2 separate regions of the Homo sapiens genome follow, and region 1 is linked to region 2. Evidence: chromatin contacts called from ENCODE Hi-C or POLR2A ChIA-PET data. All regions are on one chromosome and are shown on one strand. Each heading gives the region's core, a stretch centred on a gene start or an enhancer-like site at or near the end of the contact. The rest is flanking DNA. Distances are from core to core; before and after follow the strand shown.

What was found. A loop is a pair of places that touch in the nucleus more often than their neighbours do. ChIA-PET counts read pairs that join two places held with the same protein, here RNA polymerase II (POLR2A). Pooled maps may share reads with other maps.
Region 1: a pooled map shows a loop between it and region 2 (6-fold over the local background). The contact joins the promoter of AHCYL1 here to the promoter of CFAP276 in region 2. A Hi-C loop is called at or near these places in 6 of 50 pooled maps. POLR2A ChIA-PET finds 5 or more read pairs at or near these places in 2 of 52 experiments (OCI-LY7 and activated CD4-positive, alpha-beta T cell).

The regions. Positions count from the first base shown.
Region 1 is chr1:109,982,199-109,986,167 of GRCh38, forward strand. AHCYL1 (adenosylhomocysteinase like 1) reads left to right here and starts at 2,567. Exons shown (of 17, transcript NM_006621.7): 1 at 2,567-2,974. The coding sequence starts at 2,855. RefSeq lists silencers at 2,793-2,862, 3,043-3,112.
Region 2 is chr1:109,111,028-109,115,488 of GRCh38, forward strand. It overlaps CFAP276 (cilia and flagella associated protein 276), which reads right to left and starts at 1,720. Exons shown (of 5, transcript NM_001245025.3): 1 at 1,572-1,720. The coding sequence starts at 1,652. It overlaps ELAPOR1 (endosome-lysosome associated apoptosis and autophagy regulator 1), which reads left to right and starts at 3,088. Exons shown (of 22, transcript NM_020775.5): 1 at 3,088-3,309. The coding sequence starts at 3,157. RefSeq lists a silencer at 2,840-2,909.

The sequences.
Region 1 (3,969 bases), core at 1,317-3,816, 870 kb after region 2:
TAGGCCTGGCCCTGTCTGTCATCCTCTGTAGCAGCAGCAATAGCAGACAACACTGTGAGCCTGGTGCTAGGGCAGACCTGGTCCAGGAGGAGTAAAGACTGAACTTCAATCTCCAGGAAGCTCACAGTCTGGATGCTTAAATGCACAGCAGAACTGGGGGACTGAGAGACAACATGTTTAGACAAAGTGAGTTCTAAAAATCAAATCCAAAAGACAGATACACTGATGCTTCTCTTTAAAAAAAAAAAAAAAAAAAAAAAAAAGATCTTCTTAAGTCACACATTTTTCTACTATAGGGACTTGAGATTTCATCCCTGGTTCCAATGGGTTCTGCCTCGAGTCTTTGGGCAGGCATCTCTGATCCCTGGGCTCTGCCAACAGTTTGGGCAAACCCACAAGGATGAAAGCCACTGTGAGCCTTATGTTCAGAGAGTCCTTAGTGCACCAGGTGTGGTTCCTGACCCCTAGCTGAAAGATGTCAGTCTGGCACCCTCATGGATGAACCTGGTATTCTGGTCTCCATCTCTGTTCCCGTTCTGCTACAGTGATGCCCCTGACAGGGAAGTGTGAGTGCTCAAAAAAGTGAGCAGATGAAAGAATACAAACAGTTCAAGACCAAGGTCTGCAGATGTGCAAAGGGTGCATTCTTCCAGGCACTTCTACAGCCCTTTTCAAACAGACAGTCTCATGAGGCTAGGTGGCTGGAACACAGGATTCCCTGACTAAGACTTTTAGGGCCCTAGAGGTGAATATTTCACACTCTCCCCAGCCCTGAACACAAATCAGTGGGGAAAATGCCATTTCAAACCAAAACTTCCTTCTTGAAAGGGTATGCCCTGTTAAAAACCTGGGAGGTTTCTGGATGTTAAAAGGTGGTCCTGGCCAGGCGCGGTGGCTCACGCCTGTAATCCCAGCACTTTGGGAGGCCGAGGCAGGTGGATCACGAGGTCAGGATCCGAGACCAGCCTGGCCAAGATGGTGAAACCCCGTCTCTACTAAAAATACAAAAATTAGCCGGGCACGGTGGCGCACGCCTATAGTCCCAGCTACTCACTCAGGAGGCTGAGGCAGGAGAATCACTTGAACCCGGCAGGCGGAGGTTGCAGTGAGCTGAGAGCACTCCAGCTTGGGCAACAGAGCGAGACGTCATCTCAAAAAAAAAAAAAAGGTGGTCCTGGGGAGGAATTTAGGGAAAGGGCACTGGGAAGACTGGAATTGCTCAGCACAGCAGAGGAGAATCTGGCTTCCCAGAGTCTATCAAGGAAGGAAGGATGAGGTGCAGAGATGGGAAGGGAGGAACAGGAGGAAGCTAGATTAGATGGCAATGGGCTAGGGAGCGTGGTGGGATCTTGTGGCCATTGAGAAATCCCCGGGTGGTAAGACAGCCAAAATAACTTTTCAGAACATTTCAGAAATGTGTTCTTAAATTGTTTGCTGTGTGATGTAATCTCTCCCCTGTGACCCACAAACCTTTATTAAAAGTTTTACTACATGTTACAGCCTTATTTTGTAGTTGTTTAGCATGGGGTGGGGGTTGAAAGGAGAAGCGGCTGAATTGACCCCAGGAGCTACAGAAACAGTCACAAGACCAGAATAGTGAATAAAATGCCAGACAAGGCAAAAAAACTAGAGCCAGAGGTGACCATGAAAATCCAAGTCCTCCCAGTAATGGACTTTCCACAGGACATGGTAATTGGAGCCAATGTCATTTGAATCTCAAAGGACAAGCTACCTCAGCTGACATTAGGATACAAGCAGGTTTTGCCTCTCCAGCTGAACTAAGCCTTGCAAAACATAAAATGCGTCACATGTCCTTTTGCCAGCAGGGCCTCAGCACAGGCACTGCACATAGTAGGCCCAGTAAAAGGGTGTGAGCAGTCCATGAATGTCCTGGATGCCCACTGAGAGCTGGAAGGGTCTAATGCTTTGGTGGAGCAAGGACCGGAAGGCCATTCTGGCTGGGGACTTCTCCATCAGCTCTCCTGGTCTCCACCCTCATACCCATCAGCCCTATCCCAATGAGGGTTTTGTAAACAGGCAAGGCCCAGTCGGAGATGGTGGTGGAGGAAGTCACAAAGCGTTGTGCAGAAACCAGACTACTCTGAGTCAGTTCTGCCCCCTATGAAGTCAAAAAGACAGGCACGGCCCCTTGGGAAGGAGCTTTAATCCAAAGGGCCTGGGGCTGGGCCAGTGAGTGAGTGGGCTGTCTCGAGCCCCGGACATTTCCTAGGAATCGCTGTAGGATGTGTCGTGTGGGGCTCTGGTCTTTGCTCCCAAACACCCCTTTCATGCGCCTCTGAGGCCTTGCCAGGAACCCCGCAGCCCAAAGACCCTCCGTTCCGCAGCATCGTTGCATGAACCTCGCGCTGCTCCCAGGGCTGATGGTGCCACCTGGTGGCACAAAGGGTCCTGCTCACCCTGGGAACTTCGCTCTCGAGCGGGAGAGGAACGGCTTCTGTGGCCCAGCCCAGCGTGGTGACGTCACGACAGAGTGCCCTTTCTCCCCGCCTCTTCCCCCTCCCGGGAGCTGCCAGTACTTGACGTGGCGTCACCGCCCTCTACCCTCGCTTTGCGTGCGTGTTTGCGTACAGCGGAGGTGGCGGCGCGGGCAGGTCGGAGCTCGGAGCTGCTGTTCTGGTTCTCTTGTGGCCGCCGTCGCTGTCCGGCTGCCTTGGGCTGCCGAACAGACAAGGCGTGGGCCACAGCACCTCAGAAGCCGACGCAGCTCGACGCAGGGGCCGGCAGGAGGGTGGGCGATCGCGTGTCGGAGGGCGCCGCGCGGGCAGGCGGGCGGGCGCCAGAGGGGGAAAGAGGCGGGGGCGGCGGGTCAGCCGCTGGCCGGGCCGGCCGGGGAATGTCGATGCCTGACGCGATGCCGCTGCCCGGGGTCGGGGAGGAGCTGAAGCAGGCCAAGGAGATCGAGGACGCCGAGAAGTACTCCTTCATGGCCACCGTCACCAAGGCGCCCAAGAAGGTGCGGGGGCTCTGGGTGGCGGCGGGGGCTCGGGCTCCGGCCTCGCGGAAGGGACGCGAGCAAGCCCGGGCTCTGGCTAGTTTGGGACTTCTGGGGGTGACTGGGGACGGCGGAGGTGATGTAGGGGGTGGCGGCTGTGCGGCCCCAGGCCTCTCCCGGGCTGAAAGGCCGCCTCTGACCTCGCTTTCCTTTGTCCCTCGGCCCAAGTCCTCCGGGATCGTTTTGAAACCCGACAGGGCCAGGCCTTAAATTTGCGACTGACTTTTCCTGGATGAAGGGCCTCGAAGACGAGAGTGGGAGGGGGTGAACCAACTCAGCTGACCCTTGTGACCAGTCCGGGGGCATGGGGTGTACAGAAAATCTCCCTTCAGGTGAGTGGGTAAATCTGGCAGAACTTCCATCAAATCTTTGGGAGCAGTGGCCGCTTTATCCAACAACTGCGTGATAGCTGGGAGGCAAGAGAAAAGAATGCGTGAAGCTAGCTCTGATATACAGGTGAAAGCGATGAGGGTAACATGAAACTGAAAATCTATGATTTTCACTTTCTACAGCATTCCAATTACTTCGAAATATGTAAGAAATTGACATTTGGAGGTTGGTGACAGCAGACACTGTCATGGATACAGGTGGATCCTAGAGTCATGTGAATAGATCACTTAGGCATCCCTGGAGAAAGGAGCTTGGGTGGGTTGGAGTAGTGGGTGGTAAGGGAAGATTGCTCACTCTTGACTGTACTTTTGAGGCAGAACAAGTTTGATCTATTGTGCTGTAGGTTGACTCAAAGGACACCCTTCGAATTCTCTCATAAATGGCAACCTTTGGAGATTTTAGTCTGACTAGCTCTCCGAGTGGTGGAATTGGGATCCTTATTGCTTTCTCATCATTTACTGCCAACCACATCTTGATTTTCCATACACCTGGCACCCAGTTAGCAGTAGACCAGAGAACCTTTACAAAGAGGTGACCTTCCTGAAGCCAGTGAGAACCCAGATAAA
Region 2 (4,461 bases), core at 470-2,969:
TGCTGTAGATCTGTTACTCTTCCTCCTGGAGATCACCTCACCTGCCTCCTAGCTGATCCCTCTTGTCTCACTCTCATCCTATCCAGTCTGCTGCCACTTGTGCTTCCTAAAACACCCATCTGATTGTGTCACTGTGGTACTTAAAATCCTGCTATGGGGCTGGGACCCATGGCTCATGCCTGTAATCTCAGCACTTTGGGAGGCCAAAGCAGGAGGATCACTTGAGGCTAGGAGTTTGAGACCAGCCTGGGCAACAAAGGAAGATCCTGGTTCTACAAAAAAATAAAATAAGAATTAGCCGGGTGTGGTGGCATCACCTGTAGTCCCAGCTACTTGGGAGGCTGAGGTGGGAGAATTGCTTGAGCCCAGGAGTTCGAGGCTGCAGTAAGCCAAGATTGCACCAGTGCACTCCAGCTGGGGTGACAGAGCAAGGAGACCCTGTCTCAAAAAAAAAAAAATATCCCACAATGATTCCTCACATCCCTAGGATGAAACCATAGCTAGCTAGCATGGTGTACACAGCACACCCAGCCAACCAAGGGCATCTCTCCAGCTCTGATTTCTGAGTGCTTCCATTGCACGCCTACACTCCAGCCCTTCTAGACTATTTGCAGTTCCCCAAATAAGCCATTCTCTCTCTCCTTTCCATGTATTTGCACCTGCTGCTTCCTTTGCCTTGCATATCTGGTTCCTGTTTCCTTCTTCCTAACTCACATTCTATCCACTCCCTCACCTGGCCTACCTAACTCATATTTGGACATCAAAATGCATCTGCTCTGTGAAGCTTTCCTTTAAGTTCCTGGTTCTCACGGCACCCTGCACACAACTCTGTCACAACATGTGCTATTGTGCAAGCATTTTTGCTATTGTCGGTCTCTCTTTACTACTAGAGTTCCTTGACAGCAGAAGCTACATCTAATTTATTTATATATCCTTGGCGTTTAGCAGAGTGTCTGGCTTATAGTAAATAAGTATTGAATAAATAAAAAGGGGCTCTCAATATTGTTATTAGACCACAATCACCACTTAATTCATCTTATTGTGCACCACTTCATATATCCCAATCACTTCTACCAGAAAAAAGATCATCTAAGTTCCGAAATCAGTGTCCACCATCATGCTAAACACACACATAACAAACATATTGTGGTGTTAACCAGAAGACAGAGACAGTGTGAACACAGATGTGTAAAGCATGACCTCTGGTGGCTTTCAGAGGATTCTCTCCCACTCCATATCTCATTTCTCTTCAGAGAACAGTCTTCCAAATAGGGAAATGGGTAGCTTGAAGGAACCTGGGCACTGCCATAACTTATACTCACAATTGATTTGAGCTGCCAGAGCCCCTTGTTCCTCTAGACTAGAACTCTACTTTCCTCTGCTCAAAAACGCCTCTGAAACGTTAGCCGACTTGAATATGGAGATAGGGAGGCAGGCAGAAAACAGACTTCCCTGGTACCCGACTGAGTGTCTTCACCAGAGTCCTTTATGTTACCATCTCTGCTCATCACACAGACAGAAAGAAGACTACCGGCGACCCTACTGGGAATCTGCGCAAGAAACCACAGTACCTTGGAAGCCCGCAGTTCTCCTAAGTAGGAATCATCGTTATCTAATGTAGGCTGCTGGAAAGGGTCCCGGGTGGGAGGCATGGCTAAATGCCTAACTCTTTTAAGAGGGATGGGAGGCCCGCTCAGCCGCAGCACAGCCTCACTGGCATAAGATCCCGGGTCCCAATTGTTTGGAGCGCTGGTTTCGGTTGCCAGGCAACTGCCCAGCCATCTATGACAGAGGAATTCCCTCAGAGGAGGGCGCCACCTGGCGGCTGACCACGGGAGGCCCCTGGGGAGGAAGCTCCGGGGACTGCAGAGGGAACGTTCCGCTGAGCGGGCCCGAGACTTGGAATTGCACTCCTGAGCCTCGGCGGAAAAGTGCTGGCTGCTCACCATCAGGACTTCTGCAAAAGACTTCAGTTGAGGAAAGAAGTCCTGAAAGATGACCCAGAAATTTCCTTCTCCCTCGCACCTAACAAAAGGCTTTCAAAGCCATGAGAGAATGAGGATGTCAAGAGACCAAAGAGGGCCGGGCGCGGTGGTTCACGCCTGTAATCTCAGCACTTTGGGAAGCGGAGGCGGGCGGATCGCTTAAGCCCAAGAGTTCGAGACCAGTCTGGGCAACATGGCGAAACCCCGTCTCTACAAAAAGTAGGAAAAAAATTAGCTGGGCTTGGTGGCACGCGCCCGTAGTCCCAGCTACTCGGGAGGCTAATCCAGGAGAATCTCTTGAACCCGGAAGGCGGAGGTTGCAGTTAGCCGAGATCGCGCCACTGCACTCCAGTGTGGGCGAGAGAGTGAGACCCTGTCTCAGAGAGAGAGAGAGAGAGAGAGAAAGAGAGAGAGAGAGAGAGAGAGAGAGAGAGAGAGAGAGAGAGAGAGAGAGAGGCCCACGTGCGGCGCTTGGGAAATTGCGGCTAAGGCAAACTCCTCGCTTAAACTCGGATCAACTACAGTGTCAGGGCTTCTCTTCTAGCCGGTTGTAAAAGCACGGATGGATTTGGCGGGATGTAAGATCTCCAGGAGTGGCCTTCGTAGGAGGGAACACGTACTGGGGCCTCTTCCAGGCGACGACGTCTGGAGGGTGATCTCTCCATCTTCTTTCTCTCGGTTCACACGCCACGTGTGCAACATCGGAGATGCTCATAAAATAACCCCTGGCCCGAAAGGGCAGTAGAAAACGGAAATTTGTTGGCTGGCTTGGAGGATGCTTCCACTGTGTTCTTCACACGAGCCCCGGGCCTGCCTGTTGGGCCGGTTGCGCACCCCGGGCGCGCGCTCTCCCGCGCCCACGCCGCGCGCACCAGCGGCGGCGGCTGCCATGGCGACCCGCAGGTGAGCTGCAGAGGCGCGCGTGGTCCCTGCCCCACCCGCGCGGAGCCAGAGAGGAGGCGGTTGTCAAGGCGACGTGGGTAGGAGGAGAGGACAGAGGGAGGAGGAAGGATGGGCGGTGTTGGCGTAGCCGCAGGGAGGTGACTGAAGCGAGCCTGGCCTCTTGCATCCTCCGCCTGTGTACCTCCCTCCCCTTTTTTTCCGCCTTCTGCCAGCAGAAGCAGCAGCCGCAGCACCTGAGCCGCTACTGCCGCTCACTCAGGACAACGCTATGGCTGAGCCTGGGCACAGCCACCATCTCTCCGCCAGAGTCAGGGGAAGAACTGAGAGGCGCATACCCCGGCTGTGGCGGCTGCTGCTCTGGGCTGGGACCGCCTTCCAGGTGACCCAGGGAACGGGACCGGAGCTTCATGCCTGCAAAGAGGTACTGCCGCCCCCCTACCCGATCCCGCTTTGGTCACAAAAGTCTTGGATCCAGGCGGAGACCTTGGGGACCCAGGCGCAGAGAGTTTCAGACGCCACGGAGTTTAGATTTCTTTGGGGATGAGGCGTGGGGGGAGGGAAGAGGAGCCAGTCTGGCGTCATGAGGAGGCCAGCACATTGGAGGACTCACGGATAGATCATCCTCACAGATTGGGATGCTGAGCTCAGCGAGAAAGGTCCCAGCCCCAAGAAGGGGAGCTACCTGGGTACCTGAACTCAGAATGAGGGAGGCAGACGAGTTATTTTCCAGTTAGGATGAACTCACCTTAAAAGTGGTTGACAAGAAAAGATTATGCACAGAGAAGCAAAATAGGAAGAGGAAAGAAGAGTAGTGGGAGAGGAAAGGAGTTAGGAAGGCCAGAAAAAAGTATCAGAGCGAAGTGGTTTTATCATGGCTACACAAAACGGAGTGTGAAGGTGGGAGATGTGCGAGAGGGATGATAGGATTCCAGCTCTCTAGTTCCTTGTTTATTAAACATCGGTTAGTGCAGACTGTAAAATGTGTCTCCTCCTTATAGCTTGGCCTCCCCGCAGCGTACTATGTTTAGTGTACCTGACAGTACACGACTCACCTTTTTGCAGATTTTGAGTTCTTCAATATCTTGTGTTCTGCCAACCTCTAGTCTCCTTCTCTGACTTAACATATGTCAAAGTCTTTTTCAAGGTATTTCCAATATGTTGGAAGCAGAATTCAGACAATAGGTAGTCAATCTCTTATAACCAAAAATAGCTTTTGAAAAGTCATCTTGGAGGAACATAAAAGGGCACTAGCAGCAACAAAACTAAGTCATTTCTATGTTATTGAAATAACAATATTTGGTTGTGCTCTGAGCAACTTTTTTAGAAACCATATGGCAGAGGCAACAATAAGATATTTACAAGAACTACGTTGGGGAAGGCAAAATAAAAGTTCTGTTATTTCTGTGAAATGTGAAGGACTTCATAAAAAGTCAAGCATCTAGCTCTGTAAATTTAATCCCAAATATCAAGCTTGACTAAGGTTTTGAGAGGTTAGAATATATATATAGATGTATTTTCTTTACTTTAAAAAATATATGTTTTAAAATAGAAATGAGGTTTCGATATACTGCCC